2 separate regions of the Homo sapiens genome follow, and region 1 is linked to region 2. A link is an interaction called in ENCODE POLR2A ChIA-PET data of the cell type or tissue named here. Cell type or tissue: GM12878. All regions are shown on one strand. Links, peaks and the distances in the headings refer to the core of each region. The heading gives the core; the rest is flanking DNA.

Region 1 (9,192 bases), core at 787-8,786, 390 kb after region 2:
AATCCTCTCCCCATGTCCAAAGTGTAAGTCACCCAGATTCCCTTAGGAATCCCAGTACTCGAATCTGTGGGACCATCCTAGGGCCCTGCGGCCAGTTGCCAGTTGCCAGTTCCCAGAGGACAGCCTGGTGAGCAAGTGATTCTTGCTGGAGGCTCAGTATTTCTTTTGCTGGATTGCATGAGATGAACCATCAGAATGTTGCTAACGAGCTGATTTGGGGTGACTCAAATTGTTTATGTAGACAGTAGCTCTTTAAAAATATATTAACGGTCTGAGTGTGATGGCTCATGCCTGTAATCCCAGTACATTGGGAGGCTGAGGCAGGCAGATCACTTGAGGTCAGGAGTTTGAAACCAGCCTGGCCGACATGGTGAAACCTCGTCTCTACTAAAAAATACCAAAATTAGCCAGGCATGGTGTCGTGCACCTGTAATCCCAGCTACTCAGGAGGCTGAGGCACAAAAATTGCTTGAACCTGGAAGGGTGGAGGTTTCAGTGAGCCGAGATCATATCACTGCACTTCAGCCTGGGCAAGAGAGCAAAACTCTGTCTCTAAAAATAATAATAATAAATAAAAATATATTTACCTTCCTCCTTCCATCCCAAGGTAAGGGTGGCCCCGTAGTTAGTTATAGTAAGCAATAAAGATTACAATCTAGCCAGATTAAAGTAAGACGAGAAAGTTTCCCTTTCTTCAAAGTTGATGACATATATATCACTTATATAAGAGCCAGGAAATAAATTAGTTTTTTGTTAGTGGAAAGTCTGTGAAAATGAGGTGCTTCATAAGAAAAAGAAGGCCGGTGTGGTGGCTCATGCCTATAATCCCAGCACTTTGGGAGGCTGAAACAGGAGGATTGCTTGAGTCCAGGAGTTTGAGACCAGCCTGGGCAACATAGTGAGACCTTGTCTGTACAAAAAATGAGCAAAATTAGCTGAGTGTGGTAGTGTGCACCTGTAGTCCCAGCTACTAGGGAGGCTGAGGCAGGAGGATCACTTAAGCCTGGGAGATCAAGGCTGCAGTGAGCCGAGACTGCCACTGCACTCCAGCCTGGGCAACAGAGTGAGACCCTTTCTCAAAAACAAAAACAAAAGCAGCAGCAGCATGAGGAGGAGGAGGAAGAAGAATAAAAAGGAGGAGGAGGAAGAGGAGGAAAGGAAGGAAGGAAGGAGGAGGAGGAAGAGGAGGAAAGGAAGGAAGGAAGGAGGAGGAAGAAGAAGATAGAAAGAAAGAAAAGATAAACCAGGACATATTGACAGGTACTTCCTTATGAAAACATTTATCATAGCAGAGAAGGCCAAATATCTTTTCTAGAAGACTTCCTTGCTTAAACTCTGTTTTGGACCTATTGGACCCCTCTTGGACACTGCCTCATGCCATTTTAATCTTGCTTCCTGTTGTAGTTGCAGCTACTGTAAACAAGCTTGCAGGAGCTTTGGCCGATTTTATGCTGAAAGCACTGCTTCTCTCATAACCTGCCCTGTGCTCTTCATGCTGTGGAATGGGACCCCTGTGACTCTGGAAGCGGGTGCCAAAGGGCAGTGCTAAACCCCCAGAGGAGATCCAAGGGGCATCCTAGAGCCAATGGATAAATGCTTTTCCCCATGATCCTTTGGGTGGACTGTCTATTTGGCCACCCAAGGTACCAGCATGGTAGAGCTCCAGTAAACTCACAGAGGTGACCAACTCAAGAATATATCCTTGATTTGGCTTCTCTTCCTTCCTCGTTTCATAATCCCTAATCCTTCACTCCTGTTCCCGGGGATTCCTTCCCAAAATAAACTACCTGTACAAAAGCCTGAATCTCAGGCTTTGTTTTCCCAGGGGGAAGTCAGGCTAAGACAGCAGACTCATACCACAGGTCACAGCAATCATTCCCCTGATTTCAAATGTCCTCTCCATGAATTATCTGTCACTTAAGCATGTCTCAGTGCATCACAAAGAGCCCTCCATATGTACATGTATTTATAAAGTTTATCACACTGCAATAAAGACACACATGATTATCCCATCACTTCCTGCTAAAGACTAAAAAGCAGGGCCCGTATCTCATGTTCCCTTGGTTCTCCTTTTTAGCATCCAGGATGTTGCTCCAAATTCAATGGATAATTCATGGTGTTGTGCCACTGGTAACCTGCAGACAGTGGCTGTATAAATATCTCTATTAACTGTAGATCTCACTCAATACAATCACATAAGTGAGGGCAAGAAAAATATTTTCCTCTAACATGAATATTATGAACAACAAGGTACTATAATAAGATATATAACTGGCTTTATAAAGATACAGACATTCATTTGTCTTCTCCTTACCTACCAAATGTCATTGAAATTGGCATAAAATCACTAACTGCTGTGTTTGTGTAGAATAAAATGATTGTCAGAAGATTCAGAAATTGTCATCATTCCTAAGGTTTGGTTTTTTAGGGAAAACTTTCACAGTTATGCAGAGTATAATTTAGATAACTGAAGCCAGGCTGCCAAAATATTCAAGTTTCTTTAAGACTTAAGAACATCCAGGATCCACAGAAAAAAACGAGATGTATTTGTTTAAAATGAACAGGCAAATCAAAAGTTATACACAGGCATACATATATACTCTCATATGATCAACTAGGCCTGCAACATTTGCAGGTAGCAATTTTCCACAGTCCCAAAGGAAAAGTGGGATGATTAAGTGTTTCTCTTGGACAGGCTTCATTGCTCTTAAAAAGGATAACATCTGGTAGTGATACATTATTGAAATACATTCTGGACAGTTCTTCTTTTGGTCAAACAGCTGGAATCCTTTTTTTTTTTTAAATAAAATTTTGATCTGCCTAATCTTCAACTTCCTCCAGTTTGGAAAAAAGAAAGCATGAACGGCAAAGAAATGTGCCCTGTTTATAATTACCTATTCTGTTCCAGGCATACAATGTAATGTTCTACACGTGTTATTCATTCCTGGCACAGTCACGGAGAAACGCACAACTGATAAGTTGTATATGAAAAGATGTAACCAGCACATTTACATGCATTTTATTGCTATATATCTGCTATATTTTTGTTGTTAGTATGCTACATCAGTGAAGTTCTAGTTCAGAAAACAGAAGGAGAATAGATATTTCAAGCAGAGGGACTTCATGCAGAGAATTATTTACTCAGGTGTTTGAAGGTTGAAAGAACAGAAAGGGAATGCTGAGGTAGCCCTGTATTAGTCAGGGGTTCTCCAGGGAAACAAACAATAGGAGATCTCTCTCTCTCTCTTTCTCTCTTTCTCTCTCTCTCTCTCTCCCTCCCTCCCTCCATCCTTCTCCGTCCCTCCATCCCTCTCCCTCCCTCCTTAATTCTCCCTCCCTGCCTCTCCCTCTCTGCCTCTCCTTCTCTCACTCTTCCCCTCCCTCTCTCACTCTTCCCCTCCCTCTCTCCATCTCTCTAGCCTATATAGATAGATAGATATGGATAGGTACATATAAAGAGATTTATTTTGAGGGATTGGCTCCTGTAATTGTTGGGCCTGAGAAGTTTCATGATCTGCCATCTGCAAGCTGGAGGTCCAGGAAATCTTTTGGTGTGGTCACAGTCCAAATACAAAGCCTGAGAAATAGGAACACTGATGTCCAAGGGCAGGGAAAGAGAGTTATCTCCGCTCAAGAAGAGAAAAAAAATGTGCCCTTCTTCAGCCTTTTTCTCCTATTCAGGCCCTTAATGGATCGAATGATGCTCACTCACATTGGTGAGGACATTCTTCCTTACTCAGCCGTGAAATCCCTTTCAGAAGCACCCTCATAGACACATCCAGAAGTAATGTTTTCCCAGCTATCTGGACATCCCTTAGCTCAGTCAGGTTGACACATAAAATTAACCGTCACAAACCCTGATGTCAGTAACTGCTGAGAGCAGATACTACCCCTAGGCCTAGGGATACAAAAGAGAAGAGAAGAGAAGAGAAGAGAAGAGGAGCTTGGAGGAGGCCTCCACCCCACCCCACTGCTGATGTTTGTCCCTGGGTTGGGGGCATGTGTGCTGCCGGGAGTGCCAAAAGAACTTGGAGGCTGTAGCAGTGGCTGTCCAGAAACTGGAGAACATGACAGAAATATCTTCTCCCTTCTTTCTGCCTTCCAATCTCCTGTCTGTGCCTTCTGTTAGCCTAAGAGAAGGTAGAAGTCAAGGAAGCCTTGGAAATGTTTTGTAAAATCGCGGGCCCAGCATCACACAGCAGATCATAGAAAAGTGGCTTTAGTGCTGAAAGACAATATGCAAATCATCAATCCACAGCTCTGCAATAATTATTAGTTAATATAGTACCTTTTTGTCTAAATTTTTGTACAAGCAGGCACGTTTTACTTTTCCTTAAGACTCCTTGAAACCATTTATAGTTGTTTTATACCTTGGGACTTTGTGATCACAAGGGGTACAGAGTAAGATTGGATCCTATCATTTTTAATACCCCTAAAATACTATTGCAAGATGAAAATATTATATTGATGTTTTATTAATTCATATACTCACACATTTTAAATTATGTTCTTATGCATTTTTTATTTTGGCATTTGATATTATTATTCAACTGACAGATAAACAATTTTGGAAAGCTAGATGAATTTTCTACTGGCTTCAAATCTAAAGCCCTGCAAAACTTCAGGGTAAGTTCAGCTTTCCAAATTCAATGCCAGATAATGTGGTTTGAGATCTACTTTCATTAAACATTGTCGCAGCCAATTTTCCACAGAATCACAGTGGGCTTGCATCCTTAATTGGCTTTAAATTAGAAACATGTAACCACTCTTCCCAACCTTTTCAATTTGTCACCTAATGGCCTTTCCCGAAGATTCCCAGAATATTAATTTCTTTATATATTATATCTTTATACATAAAGAGGTATTATTTATTGACTGTTACTAAGTCATGCACAAAGTTAGAAGTAAAAATCCTTTATTCATAGTGAGAGAAGATGGTGAGTAGGAAAGATTAAAAACTCAAGAATACTTGAGATCAAACTCAGTTATGACAACATTGATTGTCTATGGTATACTTATGTGCTGTATACTATTTTTATAGCAGAATTTCTCAATCTTGACACTGTTGACATTTTAGGCCAGATAATTATTTGTTGTGGGGAGCTGTCTTGTGCATTGTATGATATTTAGTAGCATCCTGACATCTAACCACCCGATTCCAGTAGACTCCTTAGATCTTGTGACAACAAAAATGTCTTGAGGTAGTGCTAACACTCCCAGGGGCACAAAAATGACTCCTCTCCCTAGTTGAAAATGTAAGTTTCTTCAACTAATTATAATTCCTTCCCATGATGGGCCGGGCGTGGTGGGTCACACCTGTATCCCAGCACTTTGGGAGGCCGAGGCGCATGGATCATGAGGTCAGGAGATCGAGATCACCTGGCTAACACGGTGAAACCCCGTCTCTAGTAAAAACACAAAAAATTAGCTGGGCGTGGTGGCGGGCGCCTGTAGTCCCAGCCACTTCGGAGGCTGAGGCAGGAGAATGGGGTGAACCCGGGAGGTAGAGCTTGCAGTAAGCTGAGATTGCGCCACTGCACTCCAGCCTGGGGGAAAGTGCAAGATTCCGTCTCAAAAATAATAATAATAATAATAATAATAATAATAATAATAATTCCTTCCCATGATGACGTAAGCATAAGATGAGATGCCTCTGTGTGTGTGTGTGTGTGTGTGTGTGTGTGTGTGTGTAGTCCTAGCATATGCCCAACTCAGCAGATTAGTGCATAATTGGTGTAAATAAGTGGCATAACCCCTTGGAGTAAGTTAATGTTTTTTTGGCTATGGAAACTTGCCTCTCAAAATGTGGTCTGATTAACATCAATTGGGATCTTTAATTCTGCATTTAAAATTTGGGTATTCTGTTCATCATGGATTTTTGGTATTCATTTTGATTTTTCAAAATATTGCATGAAAATATTATTATCTTCATTGCTGAATTTTTTGTCAACCCTTAAATTTTGTGCCTAGTCTTGGCCCTGATAAAAGCAGAAGGTCAGGCCCCAGGTCAGTCTTACTAAATCAGAATTTGCATTTTAGCAAGATCCTCAGGTGATTGAGATGCATAATAAAATTCAAGAAGCACTGCTGAAGTGCTGTTGGGATGGGGTGCAGGGGGGCGGGCAGGATTGGAGAGGACAGTGTGGGGCACATTTCAGATATCTGTTCCTCAGGTCTTCCTCATGAGCCTTGTGGAACAGTGGCTATGGAACAAGCGGAAGCTACCAGGACAAGCTGCTTTCATGAGGGATCAGGTGAGACATCTTTCTTTTCGATGCCTCGTTGATAAAATGTGGCACAAAGTGGGAAAGAAGCACAATCCCCCCCTATTCTGTGACAAACATGGTGAAACTTGCATGAGAAGTCATCAGGGAATGCGACCATCCTCTAAAATGACCAGTTTTCTGCTTTGGAAGCCCTGGGAGACCATGCCTTCGGGAGGAGGATGCTGGCACCCTCAAGTGGATCCGTGGGCCATGGTGGGAATGAGGAATAGGAAAGGAGGGCACGTGTGAGACACGTAGAGAAGACAAGACGGGAGAAGTCCCAGCTGCTGTTCCCCATTCAACGCCCCCTTTCAGTAGGAAGTAGCCAGACAGAGTCGTCGCCCAGAACCCCCTAACAGCAGTTAGAGTGATGTCTCCACAGGGGGAAATGAGGTAGGAGTTATTAAGAAATTATTTTAGGCCGGGTGCGGTGGCTCACGCCTGTAATCCCAGCACTTTGGGAGGCCGAGGCGGGCAGATCACGAGGTCAGGAGATCGAGACCATCCTGGCTAACACGGTGAAACCCCGTCTCTACTAAAAATACAAAAAATTAGCCTGGCGTGGTGCGGGAGCCTGTTGTCCCAGCTACTCGGGAGGCTGAGACAGGAGAATGGCATGAACCAGGGAGGCGGAGCTTGCAGTGAGCCAAGATCAAGCCACTGCACTTCAGTCTGGGCAACAGAGCGAGACTCCGTCTCAAAAAAAAAAAAAAAAGTAATTAGGCACATAGAGAGGAAAAAGGGGTCCTTGGAAAATTTTCTAATTTTCTATAGCTCTTGTCTAGCATGAAAGCCCTGGCTGTTTGACCCGGGCCAGCCAGCAATCTTTGATATGCAAATGCCAGCCGTTGGAAACTGCGTCCACCCAACATGGCAATTCCCACCGTTTTCCTCTTGCCCTTGCCCGCACATGTGCCTGGCAGCATGGCCACCCCCACATATCCCCACTTATGTGGAACATCCTGCCGCTCTGCATTTGCATATTAAAAGGCTAGGGTGGGAGGGCCAGTTTTTTCGCGGTCTACGTGAATGACATGCCTGGTCAAAGCAATTCCCTGAGCCCTGTGCAAATCAGACACGGCCTCCTCTAGCCATCAAATATAGCTGGCTGGTATTACCTAAGTGTGGGGTTCCATCTCTCGGCTTTGGAACCCCCCTCCCTCTGTCTCTGTACAGGGGAACTTCTTTTTTTTCTTCCCTCTTTCTTGCCTATTAAACGCTCCTTAAAACCGAAAACAAAACAAAACAAAACAAAAAAACTAAACAAAAACAAAAACAAAACAAAAAGAAAAGAAATACAGTCCCTAGGTGGGGTTTTCAGGGGCCAAAGGCCTGCAATATTTGGGCGAGGGCGGAAGCCAGTGAAGTTATCCGTAAATCAGGTAACTCCACTAGAAGCTATAAACTAGAGAGAGGGAGGACAACTTAGGTGACATAGATTTATTTATTTATTTTTATTTGAAATGTTGAGGGTCTCCTCTGCCTCCAGCAATGGCTGGGTAAACAGGGGTGACATGCATGTGGTTAGTCTTCAACAAATACTAATTACATAACTGCATGGATCCTGAGATTGAACATTTGACTTGGGCCACATTAACACTCTTCTCAAATGAATAAATTATAGACCCAGAAATAGTTATTGCATATTATGCCAACACTAGTTGGTTCTTAAATCTGTGGCATCCCCTAGAACTCAGTTATGTTGAAGAACAGGCACATTTTTAGGCATACAGAAATTGCATTAGTAATTGATATATCTCACGTGTGTTCGTACTGTCCTGTTAAAGGGTATGTAGAGTGGCTGTTGTGCTTAATAAGATATAAATTTGCTTAAAATTTTATTACATTTATGTCATTTGGTATATTCCTCTTTAAGATATACCATATGTATAATTAATTCCACACAGGAGTCTCTGTGTGTATGTGTGTGTACCCACATTATGTTAAAAGTATGTTAAATGTGTGTATACTGTATATATGTATTTTTAAAAGGGTTCCTATGCTTAAAAAGTCAAAAACCCTAAATAGTAGATTATACTTTTATACTTCTATTTCACTGATGAGGACACTCTCAGAAATTAAAGTTTTGCTCAGATGATTAAAAAATATGCAGCATTAAAAGTCGGTATTAGAATTTTGTGCTTCAGACTCTCATGTCCTCGGGCTCAATTCTCTCTGCCACTTTAACTCAGCAGACAAAAAGTAAACTATAAGAAAGCAAACTATTTTAACTATGAAAGGTGACCTAAAGAAAAATCATTTCAAGACCAAGTTGGTTGCAGCAAAATTCATTAGCCTCCTCCAGGATGAAAGCTGGTGTCTGGGTGACATTCCAAGGTTACTAATGCTTGTCAGTCCAACAACTTGCAGACTGTACATGATGGGGAATCTTTGGGGTTTGGCATCAAAGGAGAAAGGATGTAAAAATGGCCCTGATGGATGTTCTGAGGTTGTTTGATCTAAATCCAGAGAAAATAGCAGCTATCACAGCTGATGGAGTACCCGCTATGACTGGGAAGATGAATAGGACAGAGGAAAAAAAATTAAAGTCAGAAAAGCTTGTGCCAGACATTTTATCATATCTTTTTATTTTATTTTTTACAAACTAAGTTGACAACTTGGAAATCCCTTTGTGCAGTTTATAAAATAATGAATTCTAAATGAGGGCCTAGATTCACCAACAGACCAAGCAATTATGTAAACAATTTCTGTTCCCCAATATGGCTCCCTGTCATTGCATTTTCAAGTCAAATCACTTGCACGAGGTGGAACCGTAATATATATGACACATATCTTTGAAGCATTAGCGATCAGACATGGTGAGATGCCAGTTCCCCGATGTTCCAATGACAAGAAAGGTATCCTGTGTTATGTTTCCACTCCTGATTTACACTCAGAGAAGAGTCAACTGAAAGACAAAAGTGCT
Region 2 (9,192 bases), core at 351-8,350:
TGCATTTTGGGAGCATTCAGATCAAATCACTGTGATACATTTTTTTTCAGGCAACTCCTCTGCCCTTCAGTAATAAAGTATACCCGTTGCTATTGTCTGAGGATATCAGAAGGGCCAGGTCTGTGATCTGCAATTTAAGCAGAATGGGAGATACTAAAATGTGGGAAGACAAAGGAAAACCTACTGAAGATGGGACATCAGGTGGCATTCAGGTAACGGACATAATAAAGGATGAGGCTATAATTAAGGCTCGTGGGCATAAAAAAAATAGGCAGAAACCTGCGTTTTAGGAAGTACAGGTTGAGGAAACAGTGGTCTCTAACTGCTAAGAGAGATCATTAATGAGGCCAGCAGTCAAAATCATGGATAATTCCAAAGGAAGTGGTAATAAGAATTCAGTAAGAAGTAGCTAAGACCACAGCAGACATAGTCCTTCCCAGGAGAAAAAAAAAAGAAAGAGAGAAGAAAAGGAAAGAAGTCTCCCCTGCCCCCCCACCCCTCAAAAGCACATAAATAGAATGAGAATAGAACAGACAATTGAGCAGTAAAGAAAAAGATTGTCATGAAGCTAATTGAACTAGTTTTCTCTTAATTACATTAAAAATATGAAATGTTTTTGGAAATTCTGGGTCAGAACTTAGGAAAAACAAATACAGTGTCAAGGAAACTTATAACAATATTAAGCTGCTGGAACCTTAAATCTTTTCAGAAAATACTAGCATTCAAGTGATCAGAATGATTTAGGCACTTTACTGTGGCTAGTGATTCCAAGGAGAGCTACTTAAAAAGGAAACATTGATAAAATAGGGTAGAAAGACTCCATTTGTCCAAAACATAAAACTTCAGTAATGCCACATAGCTTACCATAAGAAGATGACACATAATGCTACAACAAGGAACAAAATATTGACAGAATAAAAACTGACCTAATGACAGTTTCAGCATAAAGCCACAAACTGAGAACCCTTAAACAAATTAAAATTTATATTACTAAGTTTTGACTATTTAATGCATAAATGTAAGTCAATATACTGTAAGTGGGACAGTATAAACACAAAAAAAGGAATTTCCTAACATATAACAATTTGAACAAATTCCTAGATTTTCCTTGGACAAATATAGTAAATCAAATTATTTGGTAGTGGTGATGCTGGTGGCATATAAGTTAGTGCTAGTGTTTCACTAAACGGGAAAAAATCACTTTGGCTATTCGGTATCCGCTCTTCTAAATAACTGTAATATCTAGACTTGGATATAAAATTGGCATCCTTGGAAAAGAAAGAAAAATAGCAGTAATGGAAAATAGCAGACTTGCAGGATAGGAAACTTGATCCAATGTTAAAGGAAAAAAAAAAAAACAAAAAAAAAACACATTTATCTTGTGAAAAGAGCCAAGTCTGGTATGGAAGACAAGGATGTTTAATGACGCATATAATTTAATACAAAATAAAAATATAAGAAAAGCGAAAAAGGGAAGAAAAATCAACTCAGACAAAGACTATAATTAACCAAATACATATGGGGCCAAAACACTACCACCCTTTGTCTCAGGAGCCACAACGTGAATGAAGTTAAATAAAACTGTTTAAAAGTTGATTCTGAGTATCTCAGAGAAATTTTCAAGTGCTTGGCCTCAGATTGCCAGTTTCCCTGTTAAGCTGAGGACAGAAAATGGAGAAAGGCCTACTCAAGAGAAGTCAGTGGTCAGGCCACAAGAATAATGAGCCAGACGAGGTAGTCGACATTCTAGAAGTGTACACATTCACTGGGCTCTTTAAGGATGGACAGGGGAATCCTCTCCCATTTGGGTCTTTTATTTCTGAAGACAGAAAATAGGGACAAGATTGATCCTAAACAAAAACGTAAGGTAAACTCTATTTTTAAAAACCTTTCCCTTTGCATTCATTTACCTTTTTCCCACCTCCTGTGTGCATCTAATTCTTTGCCAATATATCAAGAACTCTGTGCCTAAAAACAACACAGTGTGGTGGAAACAAAATGAAATATGGAAATGTAAGTTTAGAAATCCGCAGTTTCAATCTTTCTCTTTTGCTTATGGCATGTGGAGGAGGTCTTGGTTAAGTAGTCTATTCTATATGAGTTTCTGTTCTTATAACCCTGAGGAGCTATTATAAACAATATGTCATATACATGTATATAAACATACTTTGTGAACTGTAAGTCACTAAATAAACTTCATATAACTGCTATGTAATTACTTGTCTGCTCTATAGTGGCTCATTTGATGCGATATTATGCCATTAACCTGAAACTCCAAAATTCACCTCTCTCCCCGCTCCCTTTATCCAAACCATCATCTTTTGAGTATCACAAGTCACAGATACCATATTTTAAAAGTTAATCAGACTAAAGGAATGCAGAGTAAGATTTTAATCTCCTCTAGGTATCCTAAAGCATTATATGATTTACAAACAGAAGGCTGACCTGATGTTTTATAATATCTCAGGTAGTTACATGAACTGCAGTATTTTTGGTGGGGGAGGCGGGGGTGGAGGCAGGGGGGTCGGTCCTTGAACATACTTCCGTAACAACTATTAGGCTGTTATTATACACAACTCGTTGATTTTAATTTCAGGGGATTCCGAGAAATCCGGGATACCTAGTCAGAGAGTTAGAGGTAGAAAGCTTTTAAAGGCTCATATTTCTAGCCCCAACATGTGCAACTAATATCAGAAGAGAAGCTTATTCTAATTACTTTTTTAGTAATTTAGATTATACTCTTGAAACCCACTGTGTTGAAAAGAAAATAAATAACCCAGCACTGTGTCTCAATATGAGATCTGGAAGTCACAATAATTGATCACACTGAAATGCTCATCAGTTAGTATCTACCTTTATGTCAACCCCTATATGGCATCCCCTTTGCTACTTTTCACTGCAATCAATTGTGTCTACTTGAAAGCCAAAGTATAGAAAGTCTGGAAGGTAAAAATTGCTCAAAAAGAGTTATTAAAAAAATTATATGTGTTTTATAAAATCATTGAGAAAGAAGAGGGTATCAAAAGAAGAGAGTAGAGGAGAGCATCTGAGTAAGATTCTTATTCAAGTGTTAGAAGATATGGGAAAAGAGTCAGGGAGGAGTCAGACATTAGAAGCACAAGGGAGCCAGGAAAGAGAACAAAAAGTAGATATAATTAATAGGGTGAAATGCTGACCAGAGGTCAAGACCACACAAAATGAGAAATGAAAGGACCTAAGCTGAATCTGGAATTATGAGGTTGTCTATATCACAAAGAGAATAACTCTACGACAGTGATGGGAACAAAAGCATATACATAAAACATGCTAAAGAATCGTAGAATAGTGAGAGAGAAAATTCTTAATGTAAAGTGGAATATAGTTCTTAAGGAAAGTGGGTGCTGGCCGGGCACGGTGGCTCACGCCTGTAATCCCAGCACTTTGGGAGGCCGAGGGGGGCGGATCACAAGGTCAGGAGTTCGAGACCAGCCTGGCTAACATGGTAAAACCCCGTCTCTACTAAAAATCCAAAAATTAGCTAGGCATGGTGGCGTGCACCTGTAATTGCAGCTACTCGTGAGGCTGAGGCAAGAGAATCGTTTGAACCCAGGGGGCGGAGGTTACAGTGAGCCAAGATCACGCCATTGCACTCCAGCCTGGGCAACAGGGTAAGACTCCATCTCAAAAAAAACAAAAAAAGAATAAGAAAAAAAAAGAAAGTGGGTGCTGAACTGGATCACAATAGATGAGAAGAAAAAAGTGTAAAATAAAAATAAGAGAATGAAGGCTGGGCGTGGTGGCTCACGCCTGTAATTCCAGCACTTTGGGAAACCGAGGCAGGTAGATCACTTGAAGTCAGGAGTTCGAGACCAGCCTGGCCAACATGTTGAAACTCCATCTCTACTAAAAATAGAAAAAAATTAGCCAGGCATGGTGGCACATGCCTGTAATCCTAGTTACTCGGGAGGCTGAGGCAGGAGAATCATTTGAACCTGGGGAGGCAGAGGCTGCAGTGAGCTGAGATTGCACCACTGAACTCCAGCCTGGGTGACAGAGTGAGACTCTGCCTCAAAAAAAAAAAAAAAAAAAAAAGAAAAAGAAAAAAGAAAAAAAAAGAGAATGATAACAGCAGCTAACATAATTGGGCATTTGCTATCCACTATACACTACACACATGCATGCTCTCCTAATCTCACCACAGCTCTGTGAGACAGGTTCTATATTCACGTATATTTTAACAAACAAAGGAAATGAAATTGAAAGATAGTAAGAAACTCATACAACGTTTCATAACTAGATGTGGTAAATTCAGAATTCAAACCCAGGTCTTCACAATCAGATTAGAAACACAAGGAAGGACAGTTGAAGGTTTCTGGAATACTAAGACAAAGTTTTTTTTAACCCAGATTCAAGTCTCAGTACTAAGAACATATTGCCAGGCAAGCCTCAATAAGCCAAGAGCTAAATGATTTTAGTTTTTCATATTTAAAATAAATAAAGCATCTGAGAGAAATTTACTTATTCATTCATCAATATTTATTGTATAATACCATATATTGTTTGAGGCATTAGGAATTCACAAGTGAGTACCTGACAGAATGATTCCTGCCACCATAGATACTTATGGCAGGCTAACTAGGTTAGTGGACAGAGCGTAATACAGTAAATGAGAAGCCGATGAGTACTAGGGAGAAAAATAATGCAGTGAAGAGGTGTAATGGTTAATATTGAGTGTCAACTTGTTTGGATTGAAGGATGCAAAGTATTGTTCCTGGGTATGTCTTGAGGGTGTTGCCAAAGGAGAAGATTAACATTTGAGTAGGTGGACTAGGAGAGGCAGACCCACCTTCAATCTGGGTGGGCACAATCTGATCAGCTGCTAGCATGGCTAGGATAAAAGTAGGCAGAGGAACATGGAAGGACTAGACTGACTTAAGTCTCCTGGCCTCCATCTTTCTCCCATGCTGGATGCTTCCTGCCCTCGAACATCAGACTCCAAGTTCTTCAGCTTTTGGACTCTTGGACTGCACCAGAGGTTTGCCAGGGGCTCTCAGGCTTCGGTCACAGACTAAAGGCTGCAGTGCCAGCTTCCCTACTTTCGAGGCTTTGGGACTCCTACTGGCTTCCTTGCTCTTCAGCTTGCAGATAGCCTATTGTGGGACCTCACCTTGTGATCCTGTGAGTCAAAACTGCTTAATAAACTCCCTTTCATATATACATCTATCCTATCACTCCTGTGCCTCTAGAGAACCCTGACTAATACAAGAGGAAAAGAAGTATTTTGAGCAACTGATTATGCAATTTCAAAGAAGGTGCATTGAGAAGACTTCCACAAAGGACCTGTGAAAAAAGACCAGAAAGAAATGAGAGAACAAGCCATTTGAATAACTGGACAAGGCAAGGTACAAGTGAGAAATTCTCAAGAATGTGACTGGCATGTTTAGGAAACAGTATAGAAGCCATATGATTAAAGTTGCCTTAGCCAGGGGGAATGGTAGAAGATGAGGTAAGAAATACCAAGGCAGGGACAAATTATGTAGAGCCTTGTAGACTACTACAAGAATTCTGGACTTTCCTCTGAGGTGGGAAGTCATTGTAGGGTTATAGGTAAAACAGAACATTATGTGACTGAAGTCGTTGGCTGTTGTGTTAAGAATAGACTGTGTTAAATATAACTTGAGATGCTATATCAAATTCTTTCACAAATTTTACATGCACGTGATATAAAACACAAGCAAAATTTTGTACCTTTTGCCATCAATTAAAAAGAAGAGAGATCAATATAAGTCACAGTTGAAATTTCAAACTTTTTGAGAAACTCACAAGTTATTAGCAGCTCAAGGAAATAGCATATTATTCTGATCATGCTGGGTTTTTATTAGTTCTAATAAATTAAAGAATTGCAGAGTTATTTAATATAGCTGACATTCTACTAATTTCAAGGGAAAAAGAGTAACAAAAGCTCATAAGAGAATTCATTCAGAGCTCAATTCCACTTATCCTCCCACTCTACAGAGAACACAATTGGCAGCATGTGAGTGATTTTTTCCCTGTAATGGCAGGATTTGATATTACTATTTTGATGGAGATTTGAACTAAATAAGCTCAATCCCTTGATTAAATGAGAGTTATTTTATAAAGGAATATGCCTGCACACTTCTGGCATTTTAACTTTATCTTAGTTCATAATACAGGAACTATATATTTATTATCATGATGTATTAGAGATTATTCCATTTTCTTCCATATGAGAGCAAGGTCTGGAGGCAAAAAGTTTTTTTTCTTTCACTGCACAGACACACGTTGTCATGGCCACTAGCTTCTTTCTAAATGTCCCTGATGAATTATATACCCTACAAATGCCAAATATCCCTCTCACCCCAACTCATGGTTAGTTTTTGAAACAAACTGCAATAGTGTTATATATAAAATCACCTTGTACAATTCCCTAGGTAAGGGATTGCAATTGTCCTTTGAGAGGTGATAACCAGCAGCAAAAACAAACAAAACCTTGCTGATGATGTGCCCCTCTCCAGGGAGAAGACTGAGAAAAACAGTAAGGTTTGCATATTTCACCTTGCCCTTCACTGCCTCTTGTGTTACATTTCTAATTCACTCCCTCAGTGATTTCATCCACTCCTATAGCTTTGTATGTGACCTGTATGCTATTGGCTTCCAAATTTATAACTCCATCCCTGAACTCCCAGCTTATACCCCCAAATGCATGCTTCATATGTCCACTAAGAGGTCAACAGACCCTTAGTTATCTTCCCTTCCATAATCTGCTTCTCTTGCAGACTTTCCCTCATCTCTATAAATGGGAACTCTTATCTAATTTTACAGCCTAAGAACCTGGAGTTATTCATGATTCCTCCTATGCCCCAAATCCAATCTGTCAGAAACTCTAATTCACTATTTTCAAAATCATCCAGAATCTACTTCTCACCAATGACACTGCTGCTAAGCCTGTCAAACTACCACTAATTCACACATTAATAATGAGATCATTGAAATAGCTTGTTAACCAGTCACTGGCTTTAATTATATTCCTCACCTCACCCTACTATCTGTTTCTCCATATAGCTGCCAGCATAACACTTCTATGGCATCAGTCTGATCATTTCACCCCTTTGTTAATAACTCACTAACGGCTTTCTTAAAATAAAATCCATAATTCTCACACTATGGCTGCAAGGCCATGCATGATCAAGGCCCTGGTGGCCTCTTTACACCGTCTCCCACCTTCACTCTGCCACAGCCACTGGCCTCACATAGCCAAACTCACTTATCCCTCAAGGCCTTGCTGTTTGTGGTCTCTTCTGTCTATAACATGCTTCCTTGAGATATCCACACCTCTAACTAAAGTCACTCCGGCTTCTGCTCAACTCTTACCTCTTCAGAAAGTCCTTCCTAACCACACAAATTGCACACACAAACACACTCATCCTACCACTTCCTGCAGAGCATTCACTACTATCTGATATTACATTATTATTTATGCATATATTGCTACCATCCCCAATAAAAATATATGACAAATAGGGACTAAGAGAAGGATCATCACATTTAACTCAGAGTCTGCAGCAATACCTAGCACACAGTAGGTGTTCAATAAATATTTGTCAAAAAATGAATAAATTATTGCTGAATCAAGGAGACAAAGTATTTGAAGAAAATTTATCAGACAATGGTACAGTCTACCAATACAAACTCAAAGTCTAAGTTTCTCCAACAAAATCCAAGTCCCTGAAACATCCAAAGACTGAAACATACACTACTGGAATAGTTGCTACCAGGAGGCATTCCCCAGGCTGAAGTGCAGTGGCACGATCTTGGCTCACTGCACCCTCTGCCTCCCCAGTTCATGCGATTCTCATGCCTCAGCCACCCGAATCATCTAATGAGAGTGCAAATAAAAATGTACAAAGTTCTTAAGTATACCCAACCTATCAGCAGTAAAAGCAATGTTAAGTTTCACCATTAAAAAGCCTCTAATTTTCCATGAATGTCACTATATTTGGTTAAATCAATGAATCAGTTACACATTATTTTGACTGTTAAACATGTAAAGAAAAACTGTGTATGGTTGATATGGTTTGGATTTGAGCCCCCATCCAAATCTCAAGTCAAATTGCAATCCCCAGTGTTAGAGGTGAGGCCTGGTGGGAGATGACTGGATCATGGGGGTGGATTTCCCCCTTTGGTGCTGTTCTTGTGATAAGAGTTCTCAGGAGATCTGGCTGTTTAAAAGTGTGTTGCACCCCCCTCCCACCTTACTCCTTCTCTGGCCATGTAAGACGTGCCTGTTTCCCCTACACCTTCCACCATGATCATAAGTCTCCTGAGGCTTTCCCAGAGGCTGATGTTGCCATGCTTCCTGTAAGGCTCGCAGAACTGTCAGCCAATTAAACTTGTTTTCTTCATAAATTACCCAGTGTCAGGTGTTTCTTTATAGTCCTAGCACTTTGGGAGGCCAAGGCAGGCAGATCCCTTGAGGTCAGGAGTTCAAGACAAGCCTGGCCAACATGGTGAAACCCCATCTCTACTAAAAATTCAATAAATTTAGCCAAGCATGGTGGCGCACACCTGTAATCCTAGCTACTCGGGTGGCTGAGGCATGAGAATCGCATGAACTGGGGAGGCACATGGTGCAGTGAGCCAAGATTGTGCCACTGTACTTCAGCCTGGGCAATGAAGTGAAACTGTCTCCAAAAAATAAAAGTAAAAATAAAGTGACAAGAAAAACAATGACTGAATGCTTATCTTAAAAGATGCATACCTCTAAGATTTAAAATAGCTAGAAATATAGTTATGAAATAATAGTTTATTATTTCAAACCAATGTTCTCACTGTGTAATGAAAGATTTCCAGACAAGATTACCAAATGGCCATCTAAAGCACCATAGAACTTGAGGGACCTTGGACAACTGGACAAAGCAGTAGCAGTGGATGAATGGAACTTCTCTTTTCCAGGAAGAGAAGACAGTAGATTCTGCCAACTTCAGACTGACACAACTTATGTAATTGACAGACGAGATCAAAGATGAATTATTAAACAGAAAAGGAAGTAGTAATTACAAGAAACCAAAATGGGTTCTTGAAAAAAATTATATCAGAGTAACTGTATGTCTTTGTTAGGAGACTGAACTCTGGGAAACATGATTGATTTTGTATCTGGACATTTGCAAAGCTTTGAAATATTCAACACCTAAG

What was found. ChIA-PET counts read pairs that join two places held together with the same protein. Peaks named below come from ENCODE experiments on the same cell type or tissue, not always from the same donor. Only the 100,000 strongest peaks of a DNase experiment are listed, where the experiment ranks them.
Region 1: POLR2A ChIA-PET joins it to region 2 with 5 read pairs; 2 of 35 experiments call an interaction of 5 or more read pairs at or near these places.

Annotation. Positions count from the first base shown.
Region 1 is chr13:60,279,703-60,288,894 of GRCh38, forward strand. No RefSeq gene overlaps it. Among named protein-coding and RNA genes, the nearest start is that of LINC00434, 16 kb to the left of the region's middle. In GM12878, for the core only: no CTCF peak of the experiment used is centred there; no DNase peak of the experiment used is centred there.
Region 2 is chr13:59,894,086-59,903,277 of GRCh38, forward strand. All of the region lies in intron 20 of DIAPH3 (diaphanous related formin 3), which reads right to left. Among named protein-coding and RNA genes, the nearest start is that of DIAPH3-AS1, 110 kb to the right of the region's middle. In GM12878, for the core only: no CTCF peak of the experiment used is centred there; a DNase peak (open chromatin) is centred at 4,298.